3 separate regions of the Mus musculus genome follow, and regions 1 and 2 are each linked to region 3. Evidence: chromatin loops called from intact Hi-C (ENCODE). Cell type or tissue: left cerebral cortex. All regions are shown on one strand.

The links. A loop is a pair of places that touch in the nucleus more often than their neighbours do. Peaks named below come from ENCODE experiments on the same cell type or tissue, not always from the same donor. Only the 100,000 strongest peaks of a DNase experiment are listed, where the experiment ranks them.
Region 1: a loop joins it to region 3, with 7 times the contacts of the local background. A loop is called at or near these places in 16 of 42 quality-filtered maps.
Region 2: a loop joins it to region 3, with 3 times the contacts of the local background. A loop is called at or near these places in 10 of 42 quality-filtered maps.

Annotation. Positions count from the first base shown.
Region 1 is chr13:65,236,621-65,244,620 of GRCm38, forward strand. It overlaps Gm36445 (predicted gene, 36445), which reads left to right and starts at 4,895. Exons shown (of 4, transcript NR_165655.1): 1 at 4,895-5,552. In left cerebral cortex, a CTCF peak has its summit at 6,853 (motif pointing left); DNase peaks (open chromatin) are centred at 3,636, 4,248, 4,705, 5,555 and 1 more place; H3K4me3 peaks cover 2,348 bases; H3K27ac peaks cover 1,356 bases.
Region 2 is chr13:65,275,612-65,283,611 of GRCm38, forward strand. Zfp369 (zinc finger protein 369) reads left to right here and starts at 3,243. Exons shown (of 8, transcript NM_178364.5): 1 at 3,243-3,376; 2 at 3,650-3,729; 3 at 4,651-4,777. The coding sequence starts at 3,361. In left cerebral cortex, a CTCF peak has its summit at 3,688; DNase peaks (open chromatin) are centred at 2,928, 3,106 and 3,644; H3K4me3 peaks cover 2,298 bases; H3K27ac peaks cover 1,677 bases.
Region 3 is chr13:65,109,135-65,117,134 of GRCm38, forward strand. It overlaps Mfsd14b (major facilitator superfamily domain containing 14B), which reads right to left and starts at 3,848. Exons shown (of 12, transcript NM_133680.3): 1 at 3,370-3,848. The coding sequence starts at 3,483. In left cerebral cortex, a CTCF peak has its summit at 4,339; DNase peaks (open chromatin) are centred at 3,059 and 3,860; H3K4me3 peaks cover 1,725 bases; H3K27ac peaks cover 1,197 bases.

The sequences.
Region 1 (8,000 bases), 130 kb after region 3:
ACCATAAACCGCGTGGGCTGTAACCCACAGGTTGAGAATAGGTTGAGTGTCAGGTGCTCAACCTGGTCGAGTAGCGCAGCCCGGGTGAGCGTGGGGGGTGGGGGGAGCGAGGGGGGACCTGTGGGTGACCTGTGACCGGAGAGGGACTCAGGATCCCACAGTGACCTGTGACTTCTATGAGTGACCTGTGATGGCCCAGGGTGACTTGTGAATGTCCTGGATGAACTGTGATTCCATGGGCGACCTATGACCCCCAGAGTGACTCTGAATGACCCCGAGGATGGCCCTTGATGCTAAATGGATCTGCATGTGATCCTGTGACCCCTAATGACCTTGAGGGCAACCCTAGGATCCCATAGTTTATGCTGTGACTCCGCGGGCGACCCCTGACCCTGGGTGACTCTGTGACCCCGAATGACATCATGGGTGACCTTGCGTGTGACCCCGGGGTGACCACTACCTCCCCCAGGCCGGACCACACTGCGGTCCTAAAGCACTGCAAGCTTGTGGGCACATTCTTCAACATGTTCTCGGACTGGAAGAAGTACTAGGCTGAGGAGTTTGATTTCCTGGTGGCCCAGGAAGAAGAGGCGGTGAGGGGACTCATGGACTGATGGGCGAGCATGGGGGTGGGGCCGGATCAAGCCCCCTTGCCTACCCCACACAGCTGGGGGTTGCAGTCTTCTCACACCATGACCTATGATCTCTGACAAGTCCCATCCCAACTCCATCTATGTGTCCTGCCCATCAACGCATCAGCAATAGTCCCGCCCACTTTCCCTAAGCTCTGCCAGTCTAGCCCTGCCAGCAGCGCTAGGCCCCACCTCATGAGACACTCCCCTCATCCCAGCGCTCTTCCTCACCCTGACCCCTTCCCTCTCCCAGCCGGGCTCCTTTACCCAGGCGATCCCAAGTTCCAGCTGGAGCCAAGCATGCTGAGGGCCCTGCCCAGCTCTGTGGATCTGTAGGACTTCTGGGATGACTCCCTGGAGGCGCTGTGACCATGCGCGGAGCCATGTGCAGCTACATGAAGAGATATAGTTTATCTAGCACCACTTATTGACGGTGCTGTCTTTTTCCCACTGTGTACTTCTGGAATCCTCATAAAAAATCAGGCATCCATATATGTGGGTAAAATTATATGTGGGTATTCACTTAGATTCCATCGATCAATGCGTGCTTTTATGCTAATACCATGCAGTTCTTTTATTGATCGGGATTGTTTTAGCTGCCCAGGGTTTTGGTTATGCCATATAAAGTGGGAATTTCCTCTTAAAGTTTTTATACAATTTTGTTGGAATTTTGGTAGGGACTCTGTTGAATTTGTAGATTGGTTTTGATAGGATAGCTATTCTTGCTGGGTTAATTCTATTGATCCATGAACATGGGAGATTTTTACATCTTCTGATTTATTCTACAATTTCTTTCTTCAATGGTGCAATTTTTATCATGCAAGTGTTTCACTTGCTTTTTACAGTTACTCCAATTTATTTTATATTATTTGAGGTTATTGTGAAAGGTGTTGTTTGTCCAATTTTTTTTCAGTTCATTTGTGATTTTTATATATGTGGGCTAGTGAATTTTTTTTAAGTTAATCATGGATCTAACCCATTTCCTGGAAGTGTTTACACTTTATCAACTGTAAGAGTTTGATAATGGAATTTTTGTAGTCACTTTTGTATATCACCTGCCAATTAGGATACTTTGAGTTCTTCCTTTCCTAATTATATCCTCTTGATCTCTTTCAGTTGTCTTATTGTTCTAACAAGAACTTCAAGAACATGATTGACTAGATATGAAAGTAAGTGGACATCCTTGACTTGTTATTGATTTTAATGGAATTGTTTTGAGTTTTTCTTCATATAATTTCATGTTGGGTATAGGCTTGCTGTATATATCCTTTATTATGTTTAATTATGTCTCTTGTATGTCTGATATCCTAAGACTTTTATCATGATTTGTGTGTTGGATTTTTTTTAAGATTTATTTATTATATGTAAGTACACTGTAGCTGTCTTCATACATTCCAGAAGAGGACGTCAGATCTCATTACAGATGGTTGTGAGCCACCATGTGGTTGCTGGAATTTGACCTCAGGACCTTTGGAAGAGCAGTCAGTGCTCTTACCCGCTGAGCCGTCTCGCCAGCCCCCAGTGTTGGATTTTTTTGTCAAAGGCTTTATTGGTGTCTAAGATGATGATACTGTGGTTTATTATATGTTTGTTTCATGTCTATTTATATGGAGATTACATTCATTGATTTTTGAATATTAAACCACCCATGCATCTCTGGAATGCAGCCTACTCCAACATTGTGGGTGATCTTGTCTGTTCTTTAAGCGTATTTTATTTTGTGCTGTTGCTTTTATGTTCTTGAGGGATATTTTTGTAATTTTTTATTGAATATTTATATGCTCTGGGTACCAGGGTAATTGTGGTTTCATAAGATGAATTGGTAATATTTCTTCCATTTCAGTTTTTAGAATACTTTAAAATGTTTTTAGGATAGGGCTTTTTGAAAATCTGGTTGGTTGGATTCTCCACTAATACCATCCATCCTCTGGATGTTTTGGTTGAGTCTTTCAATGAATTCTATTTCACCAAGGGTTATATATATATATATATATATATATATATATATATATATATATATACTGTTTATCTGATCTTGATTCAACTTTAGTAAGTGGTATCTATAAAGGAAATTATCCATTTCTTTTAGAACATTTTTTTAAAAATTGTTTAGATATTTTATTTACATTTGAAATGTTATCCTTTCCTCATTTCCCCTCTGAAAACACCCCATCCCATCCCCCCACCCCCTGCTCACTAATACACCCACTCCTGCTTCCATGTCCTGGCATTCCCCTACACAGGGTCATAGATCCTTCACAGGACCAAGGGCCTCTTCTCTCATTGATGTCCCACAAGGCAATCCTTTGCTACATATGCAGCTGGAACCATGGAGATGTGTACTCTTTGGTTGGTGGTTTAGTCCCTGGGAGCTCTGGGGGTACTGGTTGGTATTGCTGTTCCTATGGGGCTATGTAAGACTCCGGAGAGCCTTAGCTTACTGGGGACCCCTTGAATGAACCACATGGAACCAGAAGAGACGATGTCCTTTGTTGTTCCAGGACACTGGGGTTGTCCCAGACCCAAAGGAGTGGCAGCAACCCCGAGCGCAGCTCCTTCAGTGAGGTTTTATATCATTTTCAGGGCAGCAGTCATTAGGCACAATGTAATTGGCAGAACAGTGTGACTTTTTAAAGTGATTGGTCTTTAGGGGATGATGTGGTAAGGACTTCCCTTGTCTGAAGGTGAGCTATGGGAGACACAGGTTGGTTCTGGCCCTGTGGTCAGAAGAATGTTAATTAGCCTCTCTCTCCCTTCTGTAGGGGCAAGTGTTCCATGACCTTCCCAAAGTTCCTGAGCTGTCAGCTGCAAACCCCTTCAGCTCCTTGGATCCTTTCTATAGCTCCTCCAATGGGGACTTCTATGCTCAGTCCAATGGATGGCTGTGAGCATCCACTTCTGTATTTGCCAGGCACTGGCAAAGCCTATCAGGAGACAGCTATATCAGGCTCCTGTCAGCAAGCACTTGGTTGGCATTGTAACTTTTTGCCTTGGTTTTCGGATTTTTCTTGAGTCTTCCTGGAAGGAGTTGACTCTTTAGTTGGAACTTGGAATCCTGGTACAGTGGGACCCCTGCCGAATTGTAACCACAGGGGCTTGGAAAATGTTCCAGAGCCTGGTATAGGGGACAGTGTGCCCCTGATATTAATTGCTGGGAAGGTTAGCCATCCCCCTCCCTCAGCTCCGTAATCACACTGTTTCTGTGCCTCAGCTCCTGCCCGCCCCACCTACCTCCTACTCAATTCTGAGCCAGATCCGGGCAAGCACTGGTGGAAGGGTGGGGAAGGTGTGGTGGTGACTGACTGGAACCGGGTCCTGCCCTCTGTCACAGTGATTGACAGGCGTGGTGACTGACAGGAGCCTGGTCCTGCCCTCTGTCACTGTGACTGACAGGGTTGAGTGACGAGAGCCAGGCCCCTGCCTCTGTTTCAGTGACTAAGATTTCCTGAGGGCGTGGGGAGGCTCAGCCAGCATCTTCACAGTGTGCAGGTGCTACTCAGCACCGTGCAACTCACCCAATGCGCATGCCAACTGGAAGATCGCACTATGTAGTTGCCTCAGTAGCATGGAAAACCCAGTGCGCATGTGTCCCGGTCCCCTCAGCGAGTGGGCACTAGTGCGCATGTCCAACCGCCTGGTTGTGGGACTGGCCTTTGAGTTTGGAAGTGCGCATGCGTACAAGTCTCTTCGTTTCCCCCTCAATCCCACCATCGCGAGCTCCTCGGGAGACTGCGAGGGCGACCTCGCGGCTACTCCCCTGGACTGGTGAGCCCGCTAGGGGTTGTTATGTGACGAAGCAAGTCCGTGCTGTCACCGGCCACCCAAGTCTCACGGTGGGCCTGCCCTCTTGTTTTTGTTGTTTCTGCTGCAGCTCCTGACAGTACCCTCACACGCCCTGTTCATCTGCGCGACCGCCTTGTTTTGGATGAAGCCAGTGACGCCATCACTGCTGGCCCGCATTCTTGACGGGGGCTGCCGAGACTGTTTCGAAACTTGACAGCAGCCACCTTGTTCACTCCTTGGCCCGGGTCCGTCAGCACCGCCTCTTTGTTGTCTTCCCGCCTGGTGACGCAATCGCTGCGCGCCCGCTTTTAGTACCCTGTGAACTGATCCCCTTTAGCCGAAAGCAACGCCGCCTGGTTATAGTCTCAGCCCTGTAAGTTATCGCTCAGCGTGGCCGTTTTGTTTTGGTCGCGGGGTTGTGACGCCATCACGCCGCGCCGGAATAGATCACTAGTACCAGAGCGCGGTTTTTAAGCCTCAGATCTTAGCGGTTGTTCCGGGGTCCGTGTGTTCGTCTGTGTGTCTGTGTGTCCGCGGACGTGTCCCGGGTCTTCGGGCCAGTCTGTTGGCCCATCCCGCACCTCCGTCGCCGCCATGCCGCCTGGGAAGCCGCTGCAGCCTCGGCTGCAGATTAAGATGTACCAGCTGTTCCTGTGCTGGATCCGCGATCCCAATACACACCGCGCTCTGCCGGACCGGCTGCGGCGCATCCAGGACGCGACCCCCGACCCTGCGACCTCTGACTCGATCACCCGTGACCCCGTAATACCCCACCCTGCGAGCCCCGACCCCAAGACCCTTGACCTCTCTAACCGTGAACCACTCGTGACTCCGAGTCTCCCGACCCCGCCACCCACGATGCCGCAACACCCCACCACTCGACCTCTGACCCTGCCCACGCGCTGTCCCTTGGCGCCCCCGCCTGCGCCCGACCAGCACGAGGCCGGAGGAGGACGACGACGACAACAGGACCTAGAGAGGTGAGTGACAATGTGGAAGCCTAGACGGGGGGGGGCGGGGGGTTGTGACGTCACAGGAGGACATCTGAGGTCATGGGAATCCCTAGCCGGTGGGTGGGGGAGGGACCAGGACGTGGAGTGGCCGAGGCTGTGAGAGGAGGAAGATAGGCGTATACCGGTACAGTCGGGGTCACAAGGCAATATAGATGTTGGGGTCACAGGTTAGGAGTTCACGTATGTTATCGGGGTCAAGTGTGAGGGCAGCTCCAAATAACAGGTCAAGGGTCACGTGGGATGTCAGAGGTTACCTCAGTGGACAGGGAGCACCGCGCCATCCCAGAGACACTCTGTGACCCCCCACTCCCACCCCGCCGAACTCGGACCCCCGCCCGGGCACGCGTGACCGTTCCTTGGGTGGTGACTGGAATGACCCTGCAGTGCTGTAGGCGCTGGTGGAGCTGGCCTGGGGTTGCAACTTCGTTTTTCTGTCCTGGTTCCGCAGGACTTCGGGCAGGCGCGGGGGTGGGTAGGGCGGAATCACGGGTGTCCCAGGGCTGTTTCGTGAATGCCACGTGTGGGCTCCGTGTCCCCGTTAGGGACCTGAGTGGCGATGGTTAGGGGGCGTGGCCACGGCGGACAGTGTGACCTCACAGGGTCACTGCCAGGAAGGAAGGGGGAGAGAGGTGCACCAACCCTGATAGCTGTGTTCCAACCAGCACACCTGAGAGTGACTCTAAAGAGACCTGAGGGGTCAAAAGCCTGGTCTTCGGGGTCATCTCTGAGCAGCTGCTTTGGCCTGAGTCTAAAAATGTTCCGGCTAATCTCCTTGCCAGGGGTGGGGGCTGGGGCGGGGCCGAAGCTGCTGCGGGGCAGGATGGGGCGGGGGTGAGAGTGACCAGAGGGGTCAAGAGTGGCCTGAATCTCTGCCTGTGACCCTGGCACCCCCTGCCCCTGCCCCATCCTTTGATGCTGCAGTTGTGCCTTTCCACTGTCCTCTCCATCCTGCTCCCTGCAGGTCCAGGCCTGCAGGGAGGAGCACCCCCCTCCTCTGCAGCATCCCTGCCTTGTATTTCTCCCCCTCCTCGCAGCCCCCTCTTCCCCCAGGGCACCCCCTCAACCCCCAGGCCCTGGCTGTTTATGATATCATCGCAAAAGGCTGACTGTAAAGATGAGTCATTGTTGTTCTTTGTGTCAGTGGCTTGTCTGTCAAATTTTTCTCTGTGTGTTTTGGTTTTTGGATTTTTCTTGAGTATTTGTGGAGGGAGATGACCAAAGCGAATGTGGAACACCACTGCAATGATACTCTGGAGAGTCATAGCCACAAAGGGCTTGGAAGATGTTCCAGAGTCTGGTATAGGGGACGGTGTGCCCGTGGTAGTAATTGCTCGGAAGGTTAGAGCAAATTTACAGCTGCCATCCTATCTATCTTCATTTTCTACTCTGTGCAAATGGAGGAATCTGCTGGGTGGCCTTTACCTCCCCCTTGTGGCTGTCTTTTATGTGTGTGACACTACTATTCTGTGACTGAGAGGAAGAGACTTTCCATCCCAATCAATTTAGTTACTCACCTTGGAGTTAAATCCTTACCAAGAGGACCAGGACCTACACTGCCCATGACGGAAAGCTCTTCAAGACAGCATCCAGGGCAAAATCAAGCTCTCCCTACCCTGTTTTACAGGTTGGAAAGGACAAAGACCTCATTTATCCCCCATGTGATTGACTCTGTTCCCAGGCCATATGTGACTCTGTAGTTTTGAACTTGGAGCTGTCAGTAGATAGAAAGTTCTTCATCCATTCCAACAAAGTTACCATATCTTCCTTAGACCAGCAGTCTTATTTCAAGGTCTGTTGGGCAATCTGCTCCTCTGTTTACCTTCCTGCTGTTTTAGCCATCTCTTTAGTTTCACTGGCCTAGGAACCCAGGGTTAAAGACAGCTCACCCCAGGGCAGCACAGGCTCTGAACTCCCCATTTCAGTGTATCCTTCCTTGCTCTGAGCTAGCTGCATTTCCCATTTTGTCCTGACTCAGCCCCAACTCCAACTCCCTCTTGTGGTGTCAGGACCTCCTGTAATGGTTAGCTCAGGTTTTGGGCTTTTACAAGTTCCTCATTTATTACTGTCTCTGTGTTATAATTGTCTTAAATTTTCAACATTTCAGAGCTACAGTCATTTGAAGGAGCCTTATAATTGAGGGTGTGCGCTCAGCAGAATGCCTGCTTTCTGTATCTATGAGAGAGAGTGTTGATGATTGATATGGGAAGGCTCTTCTACTGAGGGTGTCAATATTCCTATGCAAGTGGGTCTGGGCTAGATGAAGCTAGGTGGGAATGTGACAGTGACCAAGCAAGAAAGCAAGCCAGGAAACAGTGTTTGTCCTTCGTTTTTCGTTTTTTTCCCCTTCATTCTCTGCCTTTAGTTTCTATTTTAACTTTCCAGAATGATGGACTGTGATCTGACAGAACCATGTACAACAACCATTTATTACCTGAGATGATTTTACTCAGGATTCAATCACAGCAGCAGAGTAGCAAGTTAGAACATTAACAACCCAAAAAAATGGTATCAAAATGAGATTTTGTTGTTAGAATCTATGTTCTCTTTTGAAGGAGTGTGGAAAGTATCAGAA
Region 2 (8,000 bases), 170 kb after region 3:
GAAGGACAAAACCAATTCCTGAAAGCTTTCCCCTGACTCCACATGTACACTGTGGTATGAATGTGCATGTGCATGCGCGCACGCGCGCGCACACACGCACACACACACACACACACATAAACACACACACACACACACTAAATCAAACAAAAAAATTAATGAACTGTTTTGGTTTGTTTGTTTTTCAAGACAGGGTTTCTTTCTCTGTGCATTCCTGGCTGTCCTGGAGCTCACCCTGTAGACTAAGTAGGCTAGGCTTGAACTTACAGAGAGCCACCTGCCTCTGCCTCCCAAAGTACTGGGACTAAAGGTGTGCAACACCACCACCCAGCTTTAACATTTAAAAATAAGAACCAACTTTTAACTGAAAAGAGAACTTGCCTCCTTAAAATAATAAAGCTCTCTCTCTATTGAACCATTGGATGATCCTCATAAACAAACTCACACTGACATCTAAAATAAAACCCGTCGGTCAATGACTATTTTCCACAACTCTGTCACACAATAATAGTCTGCCAAACAGCCAGGGTTATTTAATTTGAAATATTAAAACAGGAACCAATTACTTATTCAATGGGTATGGTCCTTCTGAAAGCTACGAGATTCTAAGGAGGGCTAACGATTTAGCTCAGTCATCGGTGTTTGCCTAATATGCCACAAAGCTCTGAGTTCCGATACCAGCACCACAGAAAGATGAGCACCGTGGCCCACATCTGTACTCCTTGCTCTAGGAAGGTGCAAGCAAGAAGATTAGGAATTCAAGGTTAACCTTAACTACAAAGTTCAAGGACAGTCTGGGATATATGTGATCCAGGATGAAATGGAATGAATGAATGAATGAAAAATTCCAAGGAAGTATTATCATAGTAAAAGTGGCATAATAATCTGAGTCAATACCAAATATAAAAATTAATTGCAGAAAAAATTAACAGGGCTAGAGAGATGGCTCAGCAGTTAAGAGCACTGACTCTTCTTCCTGATGTCCCGAGTTCAATTCCCAGCAACCACATGGTGGCTCACAACCATCTGTAATGAGATCTGACGCCCTCTTCTGATGCATCGGAAGATAGCTACAGTGTACACATATACATAAAATAAAATTTAAAAAAACATTAAGAACAATATGTAGTCTATTTTAGCCGTAAGAATAAGAAGCATGACCACAGTTAGACACAGTGTTGCCAACCCTATTTAGAAACCTCAAAGGAATACATAAACCCTGGGTTGAGAAGGATAGGTCGCTAGGCTCTAGGCATCAGTATGTCTGGATCCCAAATAAGACAAGATTACATAAATCAGAACAGAATATAAAGAGACCCTAGGAATAGAATACTAGACAGTATAAGGAACACAACAGAATTCTTTGTTGTTCTGAGCTGTCTAGAGTTACAAACATACCAAATTATGATCAGGGGCAGACTTCAGGTTCCCCCAATCTAATCTGCCAATAGGAACAAACCTAGTCACAGGTTACCTAATAACTGGCATTACCAGAACCCACATCCTCTTGATGTGTATCGTACAAATGAATCCCTGTGTGTGATCAAGCCAGCTCAGTCAGTCAACAGGGTCTCAAGGGAGGGAGTGAGGATTGAAAAGAAAAAGACAATTAGACTTAATACCACTCAAACCTGTGCAGAGGCTGAAGTGGGTTTATTTTTCTCCAGTCTGTTTTTATGCCATTCTAAGTACATGCAGAGAATAAGGTCAGTTTTCAGTCAAGGAACAAACAAGGCAATAAACAAGGTCCCGTGGTATTCAGGGACTTACAAGATGATCAAGATCTTGAGCCTACTTTCTTGTCCTAGCCCAAAGTCAAATTCTTGCCTGAGCCTACTTCTGTGTTCTAGTCTAATGTCAAATTTCTGCCAAATTCCTAGAAGCTGCCCTAAGAGCTCTCCATATGCATGGATATTTACAGTTAGCCTCCCTGGGACTGAGGGTAATTTTAATTCTCCTCATACATCTCTGATCCTCCGTGTCCCTTTGTAACTGGTCTTTGCTACTTTGTCGGTTCTCTTTTTCCTCCCATTATTATCCTTACCCCCCTTTCTACCCCCTAACACTAGACAGGAAAGGAACAAGAGTAGAGGGGAGAGAGTGATTAGGAAGATCCCCGAATCTGATTTCTTTTCTCTTGCTTCTCCTTTGGCCTCAGCTACTAACAAACTACAACCAACCTCCTCCCTATACAACCAACAACTGGCCCACCCCAGCCCCCAGCCTATCGGGCTCTAACATTTATATACCCTCTGAAAAGTTCCCAGAGTTCCAAATATAACACAATTACCAAAACTCTGCTGCAGACAGAACCGCGATTCTGCTAGAGCACAAGGCAAATAAATCATGGTCAGTTGCTTCAGGCAGTCGGAAGCAGCCCTACGTCCCTATACCCGGAATCAAAATAAAAGCACCTTCTTATAATATTTGGTTTTTTTTTTTTTCAAGAAACCAAAATTCTAGAATTTTCACTACATCCCTTCCTCTGCTGGGGAAAACTGGAGAGGACATTTAGTGTAGCCTACCATATCCTTCAAGTCCACCAGGTCTCCACACTTACCACCTAAACGTTGTAAGACCATACAACCCTGCCTAAACCATACAACCCTGCTCACTCTACAGATCTGGACGCAAACGCCTGTCCTCTCATAGAAACGAGTAAAATTTTAATTCCAATGCCTAATGGCTTTCTGTTTCTACGGTTTAGTCCTTTCTTCCTCTCCCTTTAAGGACACCGCTGAAACTACAGCACGATTGCATTCTTTTCTCCTTCCCCTAAGGAAACTCGGTTAAATGACTTTGTCTTCTCTTGCCTTCGACCCACAGCCAGTCCCCATCCGGGTCCCTCCCCTCTACACTAGTCGAGCTGTGTATTCTGTGTGTCCCCTCCTTCCGCCCTCCTTCCGCCCTCCTTACTCTGCTACAAGGCGAGCATCCCCCAGCCGATCTAACACCAGCACTTCTTCCGGTTTGTCCAAGTTCATTTGCTCCTGTTAGTGGGTTCGACTCCCTCCTAGTCTCGGTCTCTGTCCACGGAGATGCTTAGCATCTTAGTAGCCTCCTTCAAAGGCTTCATCCTAGTTCTTTAGCAGCCAGTAGCAGACGCTTACGGACTTCGGCTTAGCCTGCCAACAGGAAGGACGCCAACAGATTGCCGCCGCTCGACGTCCGCGGGGGCGCCTGGGAGTTGTAGTCCGGACCAGCGAGCCGACTCAGGGGCTAGACCGACAGGCAAGAGCCATTGTGTTTATCGCAAGCACTCGTAACGCTGCGTGAAAGCCCGTCGGGGACAACTCCTATCTTCTGTTTCATTTGCAGCCTCCGGAGTCCAGTGTCGGCTTCGTTAGTGGCTCCACTTCTATGGACCCCGGAGAAGGTGTGTAGTCGTGGGTCCGGATCCTGAGGAGGCATCCCGTTCTAGATGGGGAACACGGTTTAAGAAAACCGACCGCATTCTGGATTGGAGGACATCAACCATCCCCTCTCGGTTAGAGGGGAACCTGTTTTGTAAGCTTATGGGAGTCGGGGAGAGGACTCACTGGGCACTTGGCAATTTTGGGGCGGACTGGTTATGTCCTGCAGAGGTCGGAATATGGGCAGAAGTGGGGGAGCCACTGGGCACATTCCTTAGTGCCTCTTCCACCTTCAGGACGATCAGCATTCTGCCTCCTACCGCTAGAGAACACTGAGGACAGTATGGCTTCCACGCTTCCAACAACCTGGCCCCATGTGAGTAAAGGCTTCTTTTCAGCTTTTGTGACGGCTCAGGGGCCGGCTAGTGGTGAGATGTTTGCTCTCAAATACCCTAGAGTTACGGGAGGAGTTGAAGGACTGCCCAAGAGGGGGGTTAGAATAGAAGAAACAAACAAACCGATTTCTGAACTGGAACTGGCAAGCCAGATTGAGGCAAGCCAGATTGAAGCTTTTCAATTCAAAAACAAAAAATGTTTCTATTACATTTATTTTGTGTGTGGGTATGCACATGTGTGCTATTGCCTGCTTGTGGGCACCTTTCCGGATTGCTACCCTTCTTTCAACATGAGTCCTGGAGATCAATCAAACTCAGGCTTGGTAGCCTTTACCCACTGAGCCATCTCACCAGTCCTTTTCAACTTTTTTTTTTTTTTTTTTTAAAGCTGGGGATCTGGCCAGGCTTTGGTGGCACAAGCCTTTAATCCCAGCACTTGGGAGGCAGAGGCAGGCCCGATTTCTGAGTTTGAGGCCAGCCTGGTCTACAGAGTGAGTTCCAGGACAGCCAGGGCTATACAGAGAAACCCTATCTCGACAGAACAACAACAACAACAACAAAAGCTGGGGATCTGGTTGAGAGAAACTGACAGGTGTTAGAAGATAAGAGGCTCATGTTTAGTTTTCAGCAGCTACTTTAAAGAAGTGATAATTCAAAAACAAGAAAAGAGGTATAGATGGGAGCCAACAGTCCTATCCCCTGGTTAGTGAGAAATGAACAGGTTTTCATAGACCACAGTCTCACTTGTCCCCTGATTAGTGTCAGACCGATTTGCTCAAGGATTCAGACAAAGGAACATGAGATAAGTAAAATGTAGCTGGGTCATCTTGCTCAGCCTTTCTATTTTTCTGACACCATGGAAGAGGAAAACCTGCGGCTGAACTGCATCTTATGGCTTTTAGGAATCTGTGAAGTTTGAAGATGTATCACTGAGATTTACCGAGGAAGAGTGGGCACTGCTAGATCGCCAACAGAAGTGCCTGTACAGGGAAATCATGATGGAGAACCTCAATAACATGATTTCAGTAGGTAAGCCAGGCTCCACTTTAATAAACACTTGTTTGGGTGGGTGCAGCACGCTTTTAATTCCAGGACTTCAGAGGTGGAGGAGGATTAGAAGTTCAATGCCAGGCTTGACTCTACCTGCCCCCACCCAACTCTGACATTTTCTTTTTTTTTTAAATTTTTTATTAGATATTTTCTTCATTTACCCCTGTACCCTCCCCTCACCCTGCTCCCCTACCCACTCACTCCCACTTCTTGGCCATGGGATTCTCCTGTACTGAGGCATAAAAAGTTTGCAAGACAAAGGGGCCTCTCTTCCCAATGATGGCCAACTAGCCCATCTTCTGCTACATATGCAGCTAGTGACACGAGCTCTGGGGGTACTGGTTAGTTCATATTGTTGTTCCACCTATAGGGTTGCAGAACCCTTCAGCTCCTTGGGTACTTTGTCTAGCTCCTCCATTGGGGACCCTGTGTTCCATCCTACAGATGACTTTGAGCATCCACTTCTGTATTTGCCAGGCACTGGGATAGCCTCACAAGAGACAGCTGTATCAGGGTTCTTTCAGCAATATCTTGCTGGCATATGCAATAGTGTCTGTGTTTGTTGGCTGATTATGGGATGAACCACCGGGTGGAGCAGTCTCTGGATGGTCCATCCTTTCATCTTAGCTCCAAACTTTGTCTCTGTAACTCCTTCCATGGGTATTTTCATCCCCATTCTAGGGAGGAATGAAGTATCCACACATTGGTCATCCCTCTTCTTGATTTTCTTGTGTTTGGCAAATTGTATCTTGGGGATTCTAAGTTTCTGGGCTAATATCCACTTATCAGTGAGTGCATATCAAGACACTTGTTTTGTGATTGGATTACCTCACTCGGGATGATATCCTCCAGATCCATCCATTTGCCTAAGAAGTTCATAAATTCATTGTTTTTAATAGCTGAATAGTACTCCATTGTGTAAAAGTACCACATTTTTTTATATCCATTCCTTTGTTGAGGGACATCTGGGTTCTTTCCAGCTTCTGGCTATTATAAATAAGGCTGCTATGAACATAGTGGAGCATGTGTTCTTATTACCAGTTGGAACATCTACTGGGTATATGCCCATGAGAGGTATTGCTGGATCTTCCTGTAGTACTATGTCCAGTTTAATGAGGAACCGCCAGACTGATTTCCAGAGTGGTTGTACAAGCTTGCAATCCCACCTGCAATGGAGGAGTGTTCCTCTTTCTCCACATCCTCGCCAGCATCTGCTGTCACCTGAATTTTTGGTCCTATCCATTCTGACTGGTGTGAGGAGGAATCTCAGGGTTGTTTTGATTTGCATTTCCCTGATGATTAAGGATGTTGAACATTTTTTCAAGTGCCTCTGAGCCCTTCGGTATTCCTCAATTGAGAATTCTTTGTTTAACTCTGTACCCCATTTTTTAATGGGGTTATTTGAATTTCTGGAGTTCAGCTTCTTGAGCTCTTTGTATATATTGGGTATTAGTCCCCTATCAGATTTAGGATGGGTAAAAATTCTTTCCCAATCTCTTGGTGGCCTTTTTGTCTTATTGATAGTATTTTTTGCCCTACAGAAGCTTTGCAATTTTATGAGGTTCCATTAGTCGATTCTTGATCTTACAGCACAAGCCATTGCTGTTCTGTTCAGGAATTTTTCCTCTGTGCCCATATCTTCAAGGTTTTTCCCCACTTTCTTCTCTATAAATTTCAGTGTCTCCAGTTTTATGTGGAGGTCTTTGATCCACTTAGACTTGAGCTTTGTACAAGGAGATAAGAATGGGTCAATTAGCATTCTTCTACATGATAACTGCCAGTTGTGCCAGCACCATTTGTTGAAAATGCTGTCTTTTTTCCACTGGATGGTTTTAACTCCCTTGTAATCAAGTGACCTTGTAATCAAGTGGGATCATTTCTGGGTCTTCAATTCTATTCCATTGGTCTACTTGTCTGTCACTATACCAGCACCAGGCAGTTTTTATCACAATTGTTCTGTAGTGCAGCTTGAGGTCAGGCATGGTGATTCCACCAGAGGTTCTTTTATTGTTGAGAATAGTTTTTGCTATTCTTGATTTTTTGTTATTCCAGATGAATTTGCAAATTGCCCTTTCTAACTCAGTGAAGAATTGAGTTGGAATTTTGATGGGGATTGCATTGAATCTGTAGATTGCTTTCAGCAAGATGGCCATTTTTATGATATCAATCCTGCTAATCCATGAGCATGGGAGATCTTTCCATCTTCTGAGATCTTCAATTTCTTTTTTCAAAGACTTGAAGTTCTTATCATACAGATCTTTCACTTCCTTAGTTAGAGTCACACCAAGGTATTTTATATTGTTTGTGACTATTGTGAAGGGTGTTGTTTCCCTAATTTCTTTCTCATCCTGTTTATCCTTTGTGTAGAGAAAGGCAATTGATTTGTTTGAGTTAATTTTATATCCAGCTACTGCACTGAAGCTGTTTATCAGGTTTAGAAGTTCTCTGGTGGAATTTTTAGGGTCACTATCATATCATCTGCAAATAGTAATATTTTGACTTCTTCCTTTACAATTTGTATCCCCTTGATCTCCTATTGTTGTCGAATTGCTCTGGCTAGGACTTCAAGTACTATATTGAATAGGTAGGGAGAAAGTGGGCAGCCTTGTCTAGTCCCCAATTTTAGTGGTATTTCTTCGAGTTTCTCTCCATTTAGTTTGATGTTGTTGGCTACTGGTTTGTTGTTGATTGCTTTTATTATGCTTAGGTATGGGCCTTGAATTCCTGATCTTTCCATGACTTTTATTATGAATGGGTGTTAGATTTTGTCAAATGCTTTCTCAGCATCTAATAAGATGATCATGTGATTTTTGTCTTTGAGTTAGTTTATATAGTGGATTACATTGATTGATTTCCATATATTAAACCATCCCTGCATCCCTGGGATGAAGCCTACTTGGTCATGATGATGATTGTTTTGATGTGTTCTTGGATTTGGTTTGCAAGAATTTTATTGAATATTTTTGCATCAATATTCATAAGGGAAATTGGTCTGAAGTTCTTTTTCTTTGTTGGATCTTTGTGTGATTTAGGTATCAGAGTAATTGTGGCTTCATAGAATGAACTGGGTAGAGTACCTTCTGTTTCTATTTTGTGGAATAGTTTGAGGAGAGTTGGAATTAGGTCTTCTTTGAAGGTCTGATAGAACTCTGCACTAAACCCATCTGGTATTGTTTTTTTGCTGTTTTTTGTTGTTGTTGTT
Region 3 (8,000 bases):
GCTTTATATTTAAAGAATTAAATATTGTCTAAAGATCTCCATCACACATAGTTGGTTTATATTTAGACTTTATAGTTGTCTAAACTGAGACTGATAAACTTTTTACCAGAGTGCTGAGAAATGTCAGGTCTACATGATAAATTAAAAATAAAAATTGCCACAAGCAATTTTTCCTACTGAGTTATTTCAAGAGACATCAAATGTCACTAGAATAGTACTGATTGTATGAATCTCTTAATCAGTGCCCTTTACTGAAATCCAAATATTGGCTTCTTGGAGTCCATTCCATAAACAAATCTTGGTATATTACACTGAACAGTCTATTTTCTTTGCAATAAATCATTAACTGTCATCAGGTGCCCAAGAATAAATGGCTGCAAGACTAGAGAGATGGCTCAAGCTGTTAAGAGCACTTGCTGCTCTTCAAGAGGATCCTGATCTGGTTCTAGTACCCACATGGTGGTGCACAACCATTCATCTCTCTAGTTCCAGGGAACCAAAGCTTTCCTCTACCTCTGCAGGCACCAAGCACATATACATACATGCAAGCAATACACTCATAAGCATAAAATAAAATAATCAAAAAATTAAATGACTGTTAAACAACTTACTTTACTTGGCTATAAAAACTATATATAACATAAAATATATATTCAATAATTAAAATGGTTTTGATAAAATACCTGAAATTGTGTATTAATTCATAGCAAGGAAGAACAGAAAGAGTAAAATGTAAGCTAAACTGACAGACTCCCCTGTTTTAGACAAAGGATCTCATGGAAAAAATGCCTGACTCCAAGAATGCTTAGGTCCCTCCTATTTATCAGATGGTGTCTTTCTGACAATGTTTTTCAAGTTCATTTATCTTTTTGCTAATGAGGTAGAAAAAAAATTGCTGGTGAAATAAGAGTCCTGTGCCCAGGCAGTCTTCCCTATGATTAGTAGTAATATCAAAGAATCCAAAAGTACAAGTATTCCTCGGAATAACTCATTAGAATAAAATCAAATCATGGAAGTTACAGTATTTGAAAGTAATTCTGGAAAAAACTATGAAAACTAAAAAATATATAACTTGGAAATTCTGGCATATGACATGCATAAGCACCAATGATTAAAGATATCTGTTGTTTTTACACTTTCCATCTAGCCCTATACATGCTAAGTTACCTCATTAACTATATGGTAAAAAAAGAAAAGAAAAAAGAATAAAAAACCAGCATTCTCATTAACCAAATATGACTGGATCTACTACTCCCAAAGTTGAGGAAAGAATGTGAGTAATTTACCTTTGCCCAAAATTAGATAAGCATTAGGATCCATAGAAAGGTAAGTGAATAAACAGAGTCTAGGTTTCTTTGAATAAATAACACCACCAAAGTTCTTGTTTCAAGCACATTGGTTTTAGACTGGGGTCTGGCTCCTTTCTAAATTAGAAAATGGGAAAGAACTGAATATTTTTTATCATGGTAAGGGCTCACAAGGAGAGTATGACCATTCAGAATCCATACATGGGCTGAGGAGATAGTTCTGTAAATACCTGACATACAAGCCAAAAGGATCTGAGTTCATATCTAATATATATATAAAAAGCTGGGCAAGGTGAATGTGCTGGTAACCCAAGTACTGGGATTAGCAGGAAGGGATGGGATGTAGCCAGGTGTGGTGGCACACGCCTTTAATCCTAGCACTCGGGAGGCAGAGGCAGGCGGATTTCTGAGTTCGAAGCCAGCCTGGTCTACAAATTGAGTTCCAGGACAGCCAGGGCTATACAGAGAAGGGATGGGATGAGTGTACGAAGCAGAGATAGGAGGATCCTTGAGACTCACTAACCAGCCAGTCTAGAAAGGCTGTGAGCTCCACGTTGAAGGAGCTTTGGTTTCAAAACATAAGGTTTCAAAACATATGTGCTCTTGAACCCACACACAGTATACATAAACAGTAAATATATAAAACAAATTTAAAAGAGTCAGGTAGAAAGAAATAGAGAAAAAATACCCTACACTGACTTCTAGCTGGCACATTCCTTGGGCTTGGCTTGGCTTGTCCACTAATTAGTACTGTCCATCCACTAGTGGAAGCCAAGAAGGTGAACTGGTAATTTAGTTTCATTTAGAAAGTAAAGTGTAACCTATTTAATGAGAAAAACCAATTTTACAGAAATTACCCCACAAGGTAAGCTTTCTACATTAGAAAAACCTTAGCTTTGGGAAAAAAAATTATCCCCCTATGCTTCTTCAATACATGACCATTTAACAGATCAGGCACTGAGTGGTAAAACTCTGGTAGAATCAGGACTAAAAGCCAGCTCTACTCTAGGTCTAAAACATCAAGGAAATGAGCCACAAGAATGCAGACAGAACAAGACTTTAAGGTCTGTACTTGGCAGACTTTTGAGAGTTGCAGCAATTTTGTACCTAGTAAGCCCTTACTAAAATATACTATGTGATATAGTATGTGGTTCTGTTTTACCTCAAAATTTTTGCATGTTTGAATTTTGACTTGAGATTTCATTCTGCATACTACTAATTCTCTACCCTCCCAATTGTACCAAAGATGAATTCACACAGTCAAGTATGCACTTGGAACCACTTAGTATTCTTTAACAGAAATTAAATATGCAAGCTTAAAAACAGGAAAAACACATGACCACACATATCATATTTAAATAAATTCCTATTTCTCATTGAACAAACTTTCCCATAGTTGCAAGAGTTTGTACTCAATTCACTGCAAAACTTTAAGTTTTAAGTCCTAAGTAGATCCTTCCCCAAAAATCCTTTTTATACTTATGACTGAAGAAATGACATTAGTCCCTGTGCTTAGTTTCCAACCATTAAAAGAAGAAGAAGAAAAAGTGGCACTGGTAAGGTCTGTACTGTGAATCCAGGTCAAGGAAAATAAGCCTTCCCTAGCTGTCAAACTCATCTCAACTTTACATGTCACTAAAGGAGATCAGGCTGAACTTTCACCTTCAGGTACAGAGATCTTCAGCTTCCTCTTACTACACTAAGGCCACTTCTGAAACCCAGAGGAGGAGGAAGTATCAGGCGCCTCCCACTTTGACCTCCAGCATCCCTGTAGGCAATTCCGGAGACTGCGAAAAATGAAGGCTTTAAGACAGACTGACACACACACACTGTCTAAGTTGCTGTGGACAAAATCTGTGCCCAGAAGATTTCTGTCAATTTGCACAGAATTATATCCAAATTATATTACTGTCCCGCGTCTGGTGGCTTTTGAATCAATAACCAAATCTCCTAGAGGTTCGTCTGGGGAGGAGTTGATAGGAAAGCCAGCTTTTCAAAGAACCTGGCTCTCCTAGAACAGCCACAATCCCAGAGTCCCTGTCCGAACCCAGTCAAAACTTACCCAGCTGCCGCTCGCGGCCTGAGCGCTCCCGCGCTTCTCAGGCATGGTTGACGCCTTGGGTGAGGCCACCGCCTTCCACCTCGGCTCCTCCGGCGACTCCCCGTCCGTGCTCATGCCGCCGTCATGCCAGAGCAGGTTCGGAGCGCTCCAAGACACTGGCGACGCCGCCACTGCGGCGGCGGGGCCCGAGCCTTCATGGGCTCCGCGATCCGCAGCGGCCTGCCGCTCGGGCGGCGGCGCCAGTGGCGACACCGGCTGCTGAGAGGACGCCGAGGCTGGATCCGTGCAGGAAGCGAACAGGGCCCTCAACTATTCAGTGGTGGTCGTGAACACAGGACCCCGACACTGGCAGTGAGTAGTTTTCAGTAGCGCCCGAACAGTCGGGAGACGGCGTCCCGCCCGGAGAACTCAGCAAAGGCAGCTCCCGCCTAGAACGCCCACCCCTCTCCAGAAGCTCGGGCAAGCTCCGCCCAGACTGCGTAGCGCATCAAAACTGCGTCATCTTCTAGGGACTCCAGGCCTATAGATTTTAACGGAGACTGGAAGGACCCAAAGCGTTCCTGATTGGATTAGACTGCCCGCGAGTCCTAGGGACTGTTTACTCCTACCCCGGGCTAGAATTCCAACTGCACGTCATCCCACCTTCCCCCTTTTCGTGGGTTTTAGGGATCTGACTTGGGTCCTTAGGTAGCATAGGAACTGAGTTCTTTCCAGCCCCTACCCCAAGTAAATGATTTTTTACTAGATATTTTCTTTATTTACATTTCAAATGTTATCCCCTTTCCTAGGATGATAGTTATAAAAAGAACAAACTGACACACAGCCCCTGGAACTGTAATCCTGCAATGGGGAAGTGGTCTACAATTGACAGGATTTCAGAAGCCTCCAACCATGCACTGATTAACAGAAAATTACACAGAATATATTGCTCAGTGGTAGAGCACTTCCCTGGTATTCCAATAGGCTCTAGCTATGCTCACTCCCCAGAGGCAAGCACGCACGCTCGCACTTACTAAACCTAGAACTTTCTTATCCACAATCTCAGGCAGATTGTCCTCAACCCTTCTTCATATATGACCCAGGCTGGCCTTAAATACATGTTGATGATCTTGCCTCAGTTTTCCATATGCTGGGTGTCGGTTTAAGCCACCACACTGGACATTGTTCTTAATTGTTAAATATAACTGGAGACAGAATGTTTAAACAAGTCAAGCACATTTACAGATTTCTGTCATTTTTGTAAATTATATTGTTAATCTCACAGACGTGAATCGAAAGATCACCAACCCAAATTATGGCCAGTTTAAAGCAAGATTTATTGTGTACAAACCAGAGACAAATCAGCAGCTGTCTCCCCCTAAAACGGGGTTCACAATACCAGCCCCAAGCCAACTTCTCAAGCCCTTTATATAGGGCAAAACCATGGGGTGGGGGATTTTGCATGGAATCGTAGATACAGAAGTGAAACCAGGTGGTCAAGGTTAAAGTGGGTCATGGAACAATGGGTATTGGTATAGAACATTCTCAAAAACAGGTAGCTGGGGCGGGAGGTATTACAGTACATTCTATGGTTACTGGGCTAGGGTGCAGCCCATCTCTGAGAAATATATAAACTTCAAGTTTTATAGTAAACAGAAACTTAACTTGGCTATAGACTCGAATTGAGATGGGCTGGCTTCTCAATATCCTTTAATGAGCCTAAGTTTTCCTTCTGTTTCAACCATGTTTTGTTGATTCTGAGCCTGCCCTCTATACTACCTACACAAAAACATCTAATACCATTTGGTTAAAATGCCAGCCTGGACCTCGTGTCTTTCAGATATTCTTTGAATAAATTCCAGTTTGTGAAAACTCAAATTGAACTGCAATGATTTAAATGTAACCTGGAGGACTGGAGGGATGACGCAAAACTAAAAGCACTTGCTGTCCTTGCAGAGGACAGAAGTTCTGTTCCCAGCACCAGCACCAGTGTGGCATCACACAACTGTAACTCAAGATTTGGGGGTCTGACACACTCTCTGGCCTTAGCATATACATGGTACACACACACATACACACATGCAGGGAAAACATGTACACATGCAAGTATATATAACCATGTTTGATGCCTTGATGTGTAGTGTTGGGACATGAAACTCATCAAGTGCACCACCTTTAAGCCATTTTTATTTTTATTTATATACATAAGTCTGAGTGTTATATGGATGTGTGATGCACATGGGTAATCATGGATGCCTTTAAAAAGTGGCCTATTCCCTGGAGGTAGGGCTACTGGAAGTTGTGATCCACCCTGCATAGGAACTGAGAACTGAACTCCTATCTTGGGAATCAAACTCAAATCTTCTGAAAGAGCAGTATGGGCTCATAGTCATTAAGCAATCTGTACAGATTTGTTTCGTTTTGTTTGTTTATCTTTGGAGCTGGAGTTAACTAAGTAGCCCTAGCTATCCTGGAAATACCTATGTAGATTAGGCTGGCCTTGAATTCACAGAAGTCTACCTACCACTTCCTCCTGAGTGGGTGAATAAAGGTCTATACTACCAGGCCTCACCACTTCTTTAAAAAAAATAATAATAAATAAATAATAATAAATGAAATTAAATTTATTGCTGGGTATGTTGTTTTATGTATCTATGTGAGTACAGCTCATGTGTGGAGGTTAGAGAAGAACTTTTAGGGGTTTCTTTACTTCTTTCACCACATGAGTCCCTAGCATTGAACTCAGGCATTCAGGCTTGGAATAAATTTCCTTTTTCTCTAAACCATCTCGCTAGCCCTTTATGAAATAATTTTTTTAGAGATTGTTTATTGTATGGCATTTAAATCATGGAAATTGATTATGTTCTAATTCAAGTGAATACCATGTATTCCACATAATTTGGCATCTTATAGAATTAGAAAAATAATGATTCTCACTAACCAGTATTACCATGTTTGGTCCAGGAGTACTCTGTATTGACTCATGACTTAGATTCATATTAATAAAAAGATACACAAGAGGAAACATCTCTTTCAGCGTGGAAAATAACTTTGGGTTAAAAAACAAAATGAAAATTATTTCTTCTCATTAGATTTCCGCAGATATAGATAGAGAGAGAGAGATGATATAGGTATAGATATAGGTATAGATATAGACACTACTCTTATTCTCAGAACATGAATTAATATCTTAAAATTTCAACATAAAAAGTATGGAGAGAGGGCTGGCGAGATGGCTCAGTGTTTAAGAACACTAACTGTGCTTCCAGAGGTCTTCAATTCCTAGCAACCACATGGTGGCTACAACCATTTGTAATGGGATCTGATACCTTTCCTCTGGTGTGTTTGAAGTCAGCTAAAGTGTATTCATATAAATAAAATAAATCTTTTTTAAAAAGAAGTTTGGGGAGACTTCCATAGTGAGTGAACTAGCATTTGATAAGAAAAGATAGGTTGAGTATGATGGTACTTGGCTTTAATTTCTAGTACTCTGTAGGCAAAGGCAAGGCAAGGCCATCCTGGTCAACTTAGAAAGTGCCAAGCCTACCAGGGTTACATACTGAGACCCTGTCTGGAAAAAAAAAAAAGGAAAGATAGATGTTCAAGTTGCCCGGGTAGACAAAGAGTTAGTTCTCTAACGTGTGTAAACTATGTAAAAAAATTAGGACCTGCTTGCTATTATCCCTGTTTCTCATCTTCAAGATATATGCAGCTGCTAATTGCTGTCTCTGCATTATTTACAATATGAGCAGTACTATCTCTACACCCAAAGTAGAAACTAGTATTAATGTAGGTCACTCCTTCCTTATCTCAGCCACTCCTTGTGATCACTAATCAAATGTTCTATCTATCTCACTCACCTCCTACCCTTCTTTTCCCACTCCCACTTACATCCAAGTAACCACTGTGCCCTATTTATGACAAATCACTCTGTGCCTGCTCTTCACTACATCATTGCCTCAATTCATAGCCTTCGTTTTACTTACCTGTATAGCATCTTTATCTTTTAGGTTCATTTTCAGATAAGCATCCATTCTGCAGACAAAATAAGTCTTTCTAAAACACAAAAGTATCTTATTATATTACATCTGTGCTTTCATGCAGGATTAGACTGCTCGTTATTATGACCTGGGCAGCTCAGGCTCTGACTTCTTCCTGTGTCTCAGCCTCATTTGACACCATCTATTACCTATGTCATATTGTTCCTTTGCCTCGTGATGCTTCTTAACTTCAAATCCTCCTTTTCTCTTTCCTCTCCAGCATGGCAACAGCTCCTGTTACATCAACACTTAGCTCAGGTATCTTCTCACCAGCTGTTGGCCATAGTGGCTCTTAGTATCACCTTCTCTTTGCTTGCACCTTCTGTGCATTTCGTGCAAGCTTTTTCTTTAACATTTACAGGATTATGACTTGGTAGAAAAATTATGCAAAAAATGTGTCTACACTAAATTTATCTCATTAACCAAAGAACCCAAGCCAGATGTATTGGCTCACACCTTTAATCCTAGAACTCCAGAGGCAGACAGGTCTCTGTGAGTGCAAAGCCAGTCAGATCTACATAGTGAGTTCCAGGAAAGCTGGAGCTACATAGTGTCACCCTGTCTCAACAAAAGCAAAAAAACAAAACAAAACAAAACAAAAAACAACCAAAA